Linked DNA regions of Homo sapiens: region 2 is linked to region 1. A link is an interaction called in ENCODE POLR2A ChIA-PET data of the cell type or tissue named here. Cell type or tissue: Caco-2. All regions are shown on one strand. Each heading gives the region's core, and the rest is flanking DNA. Links, peaks and the distances in the headings are about the cores only. Region 1 overlaps TSC22D1 (TSC22 domain family member 1). Region 2 overlaps LOC105370187 (a long non-coding RNA gene).

Region 1 (5,376 bases), core at 160-5,159:
AGAGCAAAAGCTCAGTGCGCTAAAAGACCTCTTATTGGGCTTAAGACTGCCCCTAGAGCACCCATATTGTCAATACAGATGGATGGTTTCTTAAGACAATTGAGAACCTAAGTCTGGGACTTCTAGGACGCTAACCCCCCACTATCAAATAATAAAAGATACAAACTTACTTTTAGCTAAGAAACCTAGGCAATTCCATTGTGATGATGTCAAACACAGTGAAAGCTTTCAGTCATGCTATGGGATTTAATTGTGTATCCTCATTACTGTATCATTTGTGGGGTACACCCCTTCCCCCTTTTTTTTAAATTAAATACAGCTCATTCTTACTGTGGCTTGTAGCATTCCCCTCTTCTGGCCTCCTGGACTCCTCCCCTTCATCTCTCTTACCCTTGCCCCCTCCACCCGGTCTTGATAGTGGTATATTAAAAAAAGAAAGAATGAAAGCACATAAAATGAGTCAGTTTGGGGTCAGTGGTATAAAGGGGGTATATGTTGTGAACAAATGTTTTAATAACAGTTGGCTGTAATCACTCCTCGCCATGTCTGGCACTGAAAATAAGGGAAAAAAAACCTACTGAATAAAAGTGACAAAGAATGGAAAAAAAAAAAAAAAGAAACCTAGGCAATAAGACTTCATAAATTGACAGCTATAAAGTTCACACACTTGAGGAAGAATCCGAAAGATTTTTCTTTCTTAACCTTTCATTACTTGTTTTCCAAAACTACAACTTTCTAACAGCACTAAAATGGCACTATAATTTACCTACATACATATGGATCTTCCTCACTAAATTTGGGCATCTCAAAGGCTGCCTATGTCTTCTTCCTTAAAATATTTGTTTGGCGCCTACTGTGTAGCAGCTGCTAAAAAAAACAATAGCAAACAAGACAGACGTGATCCCTGGTCTCAGGAAGTCAGACAATAAATAGACCAACAATATATGCTTTTAAATTGGGCAAAATAGTAGTAAAGAATTGATGTAATGTTAGAGAGTAAAAGTCAAGGAAGAGAACTAAATGTTTAGATATAATGACTAGAAAAGGCATCCCTGAAGAGGAAACATTTAAGCTGAGACTTAAAAGGGGCATTCCAGTCATTAGGAATCCCCTAAGGTAGTAGACAGTAACACATTCAGAGACTAAATGAGCCAAAGGTGGCTGGAGAGGAAGAATGAGGGTAAAGTTGGAAGAAAAGGTAGGGCCTGATCATTTAGGGTCTCACAGGCCATGATAAAGAATTTGGATTTTGTTGTTTGTATAAAGGAAAGCAATTAGATATTAAACAGAAAAGGCATTTTATTTATGCCTTTAAAATCACAAATCATATTCTGTGAATAAAACAGGGATCAACAGATAAGGCAAGACCAGTAAGGACTACTGCAATAATTAGGCAAGAGAGGATGGTGGCTTGAAGAGATTGAAAATGGAGATGGTGAGAAGTGGACAGGTTTGACAAAGATTTAAGAGGTAAATCTGATCTTTGGCAAAAGTACAAAGACAATTCAGTGGAGAAGGAAGAGTCTTCATGGTGCTGGACAACCACATGCAAAAGGAAAAATAATCTATCCAACACTGACCTTTTATCTTTCACAAAAGTTAACTCAGAAAGTATCACAGACCTATACATACAATTCAAAACTGTAAAACTTGTAGATAATGAGGAAGAAAATCTTGTTTGGCAATATATTTGTAAACACAGCACGAAAATCATGACCCATAAAGAAAAAATTGATAAGGTAGACTTCATTAAAATTGAAAATTTTTCTTCTCTGTAAAACACTGTTTAAAAAAAATGAAAAGACAAGCCACAGACTAGGAGAAAATATTTGTCAAACACATCTTATAAAGGACTGGTATCTAAAATATACCAAGAACTCTTAACACACAATAAAGAAAAAATCTTAAAAAAGAGCAAAAAATCTGAGCAGATGTATCACCAAAGATAATAGAGAAAAAAAAAAAACATGAAATGGAGCTCAACACCCTATATCACTAGAGAAATGCTAATTAAAACAATGGATACTACCACACCCCTATTAGACAGGCTACAATCACTGACAACACCAAATGCTGCTAAGAATGCAGAGCAAATGAATTCATATTCATTGCTGGTGGAAATGCAAAAACAGTACAGTCGAGTTGAGACAGTCTGCAGTCTCTTACAGAGCTAAGCACAGGCTTACTACATGACTCAGCAATTGCACACACAGGTATTTTCCCAAATGAGTTGAAAACAAGTCCACATAAAAACCTGCACAGGAATGTTTGCGGCAGCTTTATTCAGAACTGCCAAAAACATCAAGCAACCAAGCTGTCCTTCATTAGATGATGGATAAACAAACTGTGGTAGATATATACAATAATAAGAAATGAGCTCCCAAGTCACAAAAAGACATGAAAAAAACTTTCATATTGCTAAGTGAAAGCCAGTCTGAAAAAGCTACACACTGCATGACTCCAACACTATGACATTCCAGGAAAGGCAAAACTAGACAGATAGTAAGATCTGTGGCTGCCAGAGCCTGAGGTGGGGAGGTAGGAGTATGTGGCACGCAGAGAAGAAGGATTTTGCAACAGGGAGGACCCTGATGACAGAGCATTCACAGTGGTATCAGAAGCGACAACCAGAATGGAATAGATTGAAAAGTAAACTAAATTTGAGAGATTGTAACAATATAAGTAGACAACTCTTGATAATGAAAGTGAACAGAGATTGCAGAAGTTAGGGGGTGTGGAAAGACCCAAGGTGGCTTCCTTAAGATGATGTATGAAAGCATAATTAGATACTCATGAGAATGAGCTAATAGAGAAAAACATTTGCTAATAGAAGGAAAGATAAAATACAAAAGGCAACAAATCTTTAGCAAAATATAAGAGATAGACCCATCCTCTAGAGAACAATGAGAAAAAGCCTTTGAAAAAAGAAGTATGGGGATAGAAGCATCTTAATATTTCCAGTGCATGAAATACTATACATAATAAAAGATGCATGAAACTTAGTAGATCCTCAATAGAGATTAAATGAATCAAATTAAATAACTGTAATGGTTTAAAAAGCTCCTAGTAGAACAGCCTACTTCTAAGTCGTGGGACTCAAACTAAATTGAAGGCAAATTCAGACACTGAAAAATTCATACTACTTCCAGTTTTGAGTTCAACTAGTGAAGCTGTCACTCCTGTCCACACAACAGAAAAAAAAAAAAACTGAACTGGAAATCAGTAGCTTCTCTTAGATCCATCAGAGAACCGAGATCACAGGACAATCTGCTGCCTCCTCCAAAACTAAAGAAACAAGCAAATACAGAAAATCACAGCTTACCAGAAGCAGCAACTATTGCTGAAGCCAACAACTGGAAGAAAAACTTAAATAGATTAATTAAGACAGTCTAAATATGGACTAGTTTGACAGATGGAAACTCCTGGCAAACCAGCCTTAAGGGGCTCCCCACACTTCCATGATTTTTTTTGTTTGTTTGTTTGAGATGGAGTTTCACTCTTGTCACCCAGGCTAGAGTGCAATGGCGCGATCTTGGCTCACTGCAACCTCCGCTTCCCGGATTCAAGCAATTCTCCTGCCTCAGCCTCCTGAGTATTAACAGCACCCGCCATGCCCAGCTAATTTTTGTATTATTTTAGAAGAGATGAGGTTTCACCATGTTGGCTAGGCTGGTCTCAAACCCCTGACTTCAAGTAATCCATCTGCCTAGGCCTCCCAAGTGCTGGGATTACAGGCGTGAGCCACCGTGCCCAGCTACTTCCATGATTTTTAACTCCAAAAGCCCCATCAGGTTGTCAGGGTAAAGAAAAGAGAAAAAAATCCCTGTGCTTCTGGAAGGAGAAAGGAAAAAAGGAAAAAGTAACCATATTCAAATATTCCCAGAACATTCTGTTATCCTTAACAAAGGACTGACCTTAAGGAAAATTATTTTACCAGAGGCTAACCAACAGCGGGTATATCAAAGCCTGACCAAGTGGAATAAGGAAAATATCCAACTAGGGTTCTCTCTCTAGCTTTCTTGTTCCACCTAAGGGGGGTAAAAAAGCTGAGAAGCATTTGTAAAGGTGAAAGCCCAGGGGCACTGTCCCACAAAAAACCTGAGCCTAATCACAGGACTACATACAGACTATTCTCCCCGCTCCACAACACTCATCTTACTACAATCAACAGAGCTCCTGTAAAACAGGAAATCACAACTGAAAGAATGGTAAGGCTCAGGCTCTATTTAAAAAGGAGTCTCATGCCTGTAATCACAGCACTTTGGGAAACCGAGGCAGGAGGATCACTTGAGCCCAGGAATTCAAGACCAGCCTAGCAACACAGTGAGCCCCCACCTCTACAAAAATCAAAAGATAAATTAGCCAAGCATGGAGGCGCATGCCTGTAGTACCATCTTCTCAAGAGCCTGAGGCAGGAGGATCCCTTGAACCCAGGAGTTGAAGGCTGCAGTAAGCCATGATCGTGCCACTGCACTCTAGCCTGGGTAACACAGCAAGACCCTGTCTCTAAAAAAGTAAAAATAAAAGGGAGTCTCTAGGGAAACCCAAATACCACAGAGTAGACAAGATCAAGGACACTATAGGAAATTCTAGCCTCTGACATCAACAGCAAATAAACACAGATTAACCCCTAGCCAGATAAACATGAAACTTCATACTCAAGTCCTACTGATCTTAGTTCCTTTTACCCAATACATCATATCTAGCTTTTAACAAAAAAAAAAAAAAAAAAAAAATAGCCAGGCTCAGTGGTTCACACCTGTAATCCCAGCATTTTGGGAGGCTAAGGTGAGCGGACTGCCTTGATCTCAGGAGTTTGAACCTAGTCTGGACAACATGGCAAAAACCCATCTCTACAAAAATAGAAAAATTAGCCAGGTGTTGGTGGCTTGCGCCTGCAGTCCCAGCTCCTCACGAGGCTGAGGCTGGAGAATCTCTTGAGACCGGGAAGTGGAGGTTGCAGTTAGCCAAGACTGTGCCACTGTACTCCAGCCTGGATAACAGAGTGAGACCCTGTCTCAAAAACAAACAAACAAACAAACAAAAAACACCATTAGACATGCTAAAAGGTTAGGAAAAATAAAACAGTCTGAGGATCCAAAGCAAGTGTCAGAATCAGATTCAGATATGGCAGATATTTTGCAATTATTAGGCCAACAATTGCAAATAACTACTAACATGCTAAGGGCTCTAGTGGAAAAAGTAGAGAACATGTTAAGAATTGATGGGTAATATAAGCAAAGAGATGAAAATTCTGAGAATCAAAAGGAAATGCCAGAAATAAAAAAAAACAGCAACAGAAAAAAAGAATGCATATTACCAGATCATCTGCACATGGCCTAAGAATCAGTGAGCTCAAAGATACGTCAATAAAAA
Region 2 (5,376 bases), core at 301-5,300, 360 kb after region 1:
GGAACCGAGGCAGCTCATGCGGCACACCTTGGCTGAGTCCGACATGGAACAAGATATGGGCGGTCATCTTTCAGATACCCTCTGTAGCGGGGACCATCCCAGGGGAGGAACAAACCATGCAAGACTCGTCTCCAACAGCGACACCGTGTGGCAGCTACGCCAGCTGCAGGCGTGGGCCGCTCAGGCTCGTATCTGGCTCAGCCGGAAGAGGCAGGACTGAGTCCCTTTGGCTCAATAAGGCCCTGGGATCATAAGCCCTGTGCCCCAAGCTTGGGCAGCCGCTCGTGCCAGTTACATTCATTTTCATCTCTCTCACAATTGCTCTGTGTGTAAGCTCTATGTGTAGCTGTATTGATTTATGGGTTGCTTGTGTCTCTGAATTTCTGGCCTCTTGGTAAAAGTCAGGACTACCCTTAATAGGCCCTGTTTTGGGGCCGGGTGCGGTGGCTCACGCCTATAATCCCAGCACTTTGGGAGGCTGAAGCGGGCGGATCATGAGGTCAGGAGATCGAGACCATCCTGGCTAACACGGTAGAACCCCGCCTCTACAAAAAATTAGCCGGGCGTGGTGACGGGAGTAGTCCCAGAGAATGGCGTGAACCCAGGAGGCGGAGCTTGCAGTGAGCCGAGATCGCATCACTGCCCTCCAGCCTGGGCAACAGAGTGAGACTTCGTCTCAAAAAAATAAATAAATCATAAATAAAAAATAAATTAAATAAACCCTGTTTTTTGAGAGGATCTTATAGAAGTCCCTCAGAGTAGCAACAGTATACACACTGCTGGAAAAGTACCGTTCCTTCCTGATATGGTTTGGCTGTGTCCCCACCCAAATTTCATCTTGAATTCCCATGTGTTGCGGGAGGGACCCGGTGGGAGGTAACTGAATCATGGGGGAGGGTCTTTCCCATGCTGTTCTCGTGATCGTGAATAAGTCTTACAAGATCTGATGGTTTTGAAAAACGGGAGTCTCCCTGCACAAGCTCTCTCTTTGCCTGCCACCATCCACGTAAGGTGTGTCTTGCTCCTTCTTGCCTTCCACCATGATTGTGAGGTTTCCCCAGCCACGTGGAACTGTGGATTCTCCATTAAACCTCTTTCCTTTGTAAACTGCCCAGTCTCCGGCATGTCTTTATCAGCAGCATGAAAACGGACTAATACACCCCACTGACTGGGTAAAAAAAGGACTCAGTGTTTCCAGGGCTCAACTGGCTGCTGGAATGCTATCAGACCCCTCCTCTTCGGTCCATAAGCACCCACCCCACTCGAGGTGGTAAGAAACTGTAACCCCTAACTCTGCTCTTTGCGCAGGGATCTCCCCTTTCTTTCCCCTGGGTCTCAGGAGGTCAGCAGTGCCAATGCAGCTTTCTCCTGTCTTCCTCAAATGCTGTGAGTGTGAACTTCCTGCACAGAGAACAGCTGCAGTGGGGTCCACCCTGGGACAGTGCTGCTCAATCAGGTATCAGTCAAGTGAGCATAAAGACTAATGTCACATACCTCTCTTCCCTACAGCAGAAGAAAGTGCCTGAAAAAGAGACCGAGTGGGCTGGACTAACCTTTAGTATTTAAGTACCGTTTTCTCACATGTCTTAGTCACGTAGGGAAGCCACTAAAAGGTGAATTGTAAGTGGGGAGAAGAAAATGGATCTGTGGAAATTAAACGGAAACTTATTTGAAATATGATGGAGGTGACACTCTGCAATTTGCCTCCCAGCCCAGGTCACAGACTTTCCATCCATCTCAGTGTGTCTCACTCTTCACTCAAAGCACCTGTTGATGCCAGGTGTGCTGGCTATCTCAGAAGACCATGAATGAATATAGGATTCTTCAGACGTCCCTATTTTGTTAGGGAGTATAATCCCAGGGAGCAGGGCCAAGGGAGAAAGGGAAGGAAGCAGAGAAGGAAAGAGAACCAACTCAGGAGGGCCAGTTACTGAGCTGCCTGCCACCAGGTGCCAATGATGGCTACATCTGTGGGCACTCATTCAAAATATATTTAACACTCATTAAACCCCAGGTGCTTCTCACAGAGAAATCATGTGAATGGCATCTAAAGTCTGTCCATGGGAATGCAGGGAAGGGAAGAATTGACCATCATCTCTTGCCTTCACTGGGCAAAGATTCACCCCAGAGGGCATTAACTCCCCAACACTTCCAGCTTGCACATGTATGGGCACCAGGCAGGTCTCTGCCCTGAGCCGGGAGGTGACCAGTGTGCACATAGGCAAGGCACTGTTGTACCTGTGTGATGTCAACTGGAGCCCATGTGCCACAGCAGCTGAGACAAGAGGCAGGTGAGGGCAAGAGGATCTGAAGCACCATCCTGGGAAGCATTAGAAGAACAGGACTATAGCAACTGTTTGCAACTCTGCACTGGGACATCTAGACCTGTGTCTTGGTGGCAGCCAGTATAATGTGAAAAAGCCAGACTCTCCCAGAGACCCAAGTGACACCAAGCACGTACTAAGTCTGAGCAGTAAATGGGACTTCACAGGCCTTTGTGGTCTTCTGAAAATGTTCTACGCTCTGGTTCATAATCCACATCCTCCACCACTTTGGAACCCAGCAGAATCATAATCCAACCCTCTCTCCTCCAGGAAGGCAGTTAGAAAAGAGGTGTCACAAGTCTGCAGTCAGCCCATGTTCAAGTACCAGGTCTGCCACCTACTGGCTTCGTGACCTTCTGCAAGATTCCTAAACTTGCTTGAGCCTCAGTGTCTTCCTCTGTAAAATGGGAAGTTGTGCTATCAAATGACATCATTGAATGTAATGTTTAGCCAGCCCATTGTCCAGCTCCAGCTCCCCATAAATCCTCCACAAATAGAAGTTGTTGTGATTATTATGCCGCCAAACTCTGTGTACCTCCGGGAGCATCAGGTTTCTCAGGGGAAAATTAGGATGGTGTGATACACCGAAAGGATTCTAAACCTTTAAATATATCATCAACTTCTCCCCCCTTGTGGGCAAATAGGAAACTTGGCAACAGGAAAATGGGCTGAAACAGAAATAAAATTGGGTAGTAAAATTAGCATCACATTTTTCCATCTTTGTTCAGGCCCCATCAGGAGTGGGTCAGTTCTGGAAGAAGGGAAATGAATTCATCCTAAAAGAGAATCTGGTATTCTTTGCCCCACTGTCAGACTCAGTGTTTCATCCTCAAGGTGATGCTTGTGAATGACTTCATACTTTTATGAAAATAGTCCCGAGTGCTTAACTTTTCATAAGCAGACATACCCTATTCCTTGACACAAAGAGGATCCATGCTACTTTGCTTTTTGAGTACTTAACAATCAAGGCCGGACACAGTGGCTCACGCCCACAGCAATCCCAGCACTTTGGGAGGCTGATGCAGGTGGATCACTTGAGCCCAGGAGTTCAAGACCAGCCTGGCCAACATAGTGAAACCCTGTCTCTACTAAAAATACAAAAATTAGCCAGGCATGGTGGCTTGCACCTGTAATCTCAGCTACTCAGGAGGCTAAGGCAGGAAAATCTCTTGAACCTGGGAGGCAGAGGTTGCAGTGAGCCGAGATCGTGCCACTGCACTTGAGCCTGAGTGACAGAGTGAGACTCTGTCTAAAAAAAAAAAAAAGAGGAAGAAAAAGAAAGAAAGAAAGAGAGAGAAAAAAGAATCGTAGCTTTTTTTTCTTGCTTTCAGTTAGTTAAGGACCTTATTGCCCCCCCCCCCACCCCCGCCAGGTGTCTACACAGCTCTGAATTTGTGCCAGGCCTCACACTGGGCTTGGGGATAGGGAGCTGAGCCTCTAGGGGAAAATTGCTTAGAAGGGAACACACGTCCCGAGATAGGTGCACATAAAGAGGCAGGCATTTGTTTAACAGACACTCACTGAGCACTTCCTAAGCCCAAGAGCTGTGCTGAAAGTCAAAGACTGAGTGTCAACCGGGCACAGTGGCTCATGCCTCTAATCCCAGCCCTTTGGGAGGCTGAGATGGGAGGATCGCTTGAGCTCAGGAGTTCAAGACCAGCCTGGGCAATATGGTGAAACCCCATCTGATTTTAAAAATAAAATTAAGACAACACAAAGCCTTAGTGCCTGCCCTCTGCAAACTTAGTGTCTAGAGGAAGATACTGACAAATAGATGATTACAATACAACGGGGCTGAGAATGGGAACGGGAGAGCACAGCAACATGCCCTTTCTAGAGATGTAGCTCCAAGAGTCCACACCAAGCTTCAATGCAGCTAAGCCAGCCTACACTCAGTTCCCGGCACACCTCAGTCTTCCAGTCTCTGGTTATTGGTTCAGACCACTCCTTCCACTTAAATGGAATGTTTATATTTTATGTTTATCAAATAAGCATCCATTTTTTAAAGGATTAATGAGCATTCATCTACAAGATCCTTTTCTACCCAAGTCAAAGCCACCAATTCGTATTACCAAAATTTCCCAGGGCCCAGGGCCATGAGGTTTAGAGAGAGGGAGAATTTCCTCTCACCCCATAAAAGGCCTGCTTAGCAAGCTCCTCTTTCCAGTCTCAGAACTTCCCAGAGATGACAATGTGCAAGTCCATACCCTTCGGTGGAAGTGTTCCACCCCATGCCCAGGAGCTGTATCAGGGGAGGCTATACCCATGCAGTGTGGGGGGCGAGGGAATGGGGATGTAGCTCTATCTCCCAAATTACCCAAAGAATGGACAGCTCCTTGCCTTTTCATTTTCAAATGTTTTATTGATACATAACATTCATATAGAAAATTGCACAAATCATAAGGTATAGCTAGATGAATTCTCTCGAAGGAATACCTCCCTCCATAAAACTACCCGGGTCAGCAACTATGTTTACACTTTTGATATGTCTTAAACTCTAGGTTATTCCATCTTAAAGAGTTGAGATTTGCTGAGCCCAGACCAAGTCTGTGTGGTCCCTTCTCCAGCACGAGGCCAAGGTGATGCCAGCCTGCTCTTCCTATGCGCTTGGGGTCTCTGCTCCTCCTTCCAGCAAACAGCGAAGTTGGACCTAATATACACAGCTCCACAAGAACCACAGCAGTGTTTGCAGACAAGCCACAGTGTGAGTCCACAGGCAGAAAGAAGCCGTTTCCCAAAGGAAACATTGGCTGCAAAGATATACCTCTGCCTACCATGAAGACAGTCTTTGAATCCTTAAACAGGGCAGCAATGACTGCTTCCAGCCATAGCCTCTCAATTAAACAGCCCATTCAGGTAGACTTCTCTTAAAAAGGGACAGTTTCCATTAAAAGCATATTCAAGACTTTACCCCTTGCATGACTAGAAACCCTTGAGGGTGCTGAAATGATCTTTTCCCCATCTTTTATCTAATCCCAGAAATGTTTCAAAGAACTACAATTAAATTTCACTTTCCCCCAGAGGCCTCTGAAAGGAGGACGCTTCTCCCTAG

The links. Peaks named below come from ENCODE experiments on the same cell type or tissue, not always from the same donor. Only the 100,000 strongest peaks of a DNase experiment are listed, where the experiment ranks them.
Region 2: POLR2A ChIA-PET joins it to region 1 with 6 read pairs; 1 of 35 experiments calls an interaction of 5 or more read pairs at or near these places.

Annotation. Positions count from the first base shown.
Region 1 is chr13:44,521,082-44,526,457 of GRCh38, forward strand. The region is part of intron 1 of TSC22D1 (TSC22 domain family member 1); the gene reads right to left. Among named protein-coding and RNA genes, the nearest start is that of TSC22D1-AS1, 52 kb to the right of the region's middle. In Caco-2, for the core only: no CTCF peak of the experiment used is centred there; DNase peaks (open chromatin) are centred at 2,205 and 2,540.
Region 2 is chr13:44,876,978-44,882,353 of GRCh38, forward strand. All of the region lies in intron 3 of LOC105370187 (a long non-coding RNA gene), which reads right to left. Among named protein-coding and RNA genes, the nearest start is that of TRE-TTC2-1, 38 kb to the right of the region's middle. In Caco-2, for the core only: a CTCF peak has its summit at 2,696 (motif pointing left); a DNase peak (open chromatin) is centred at 2,644.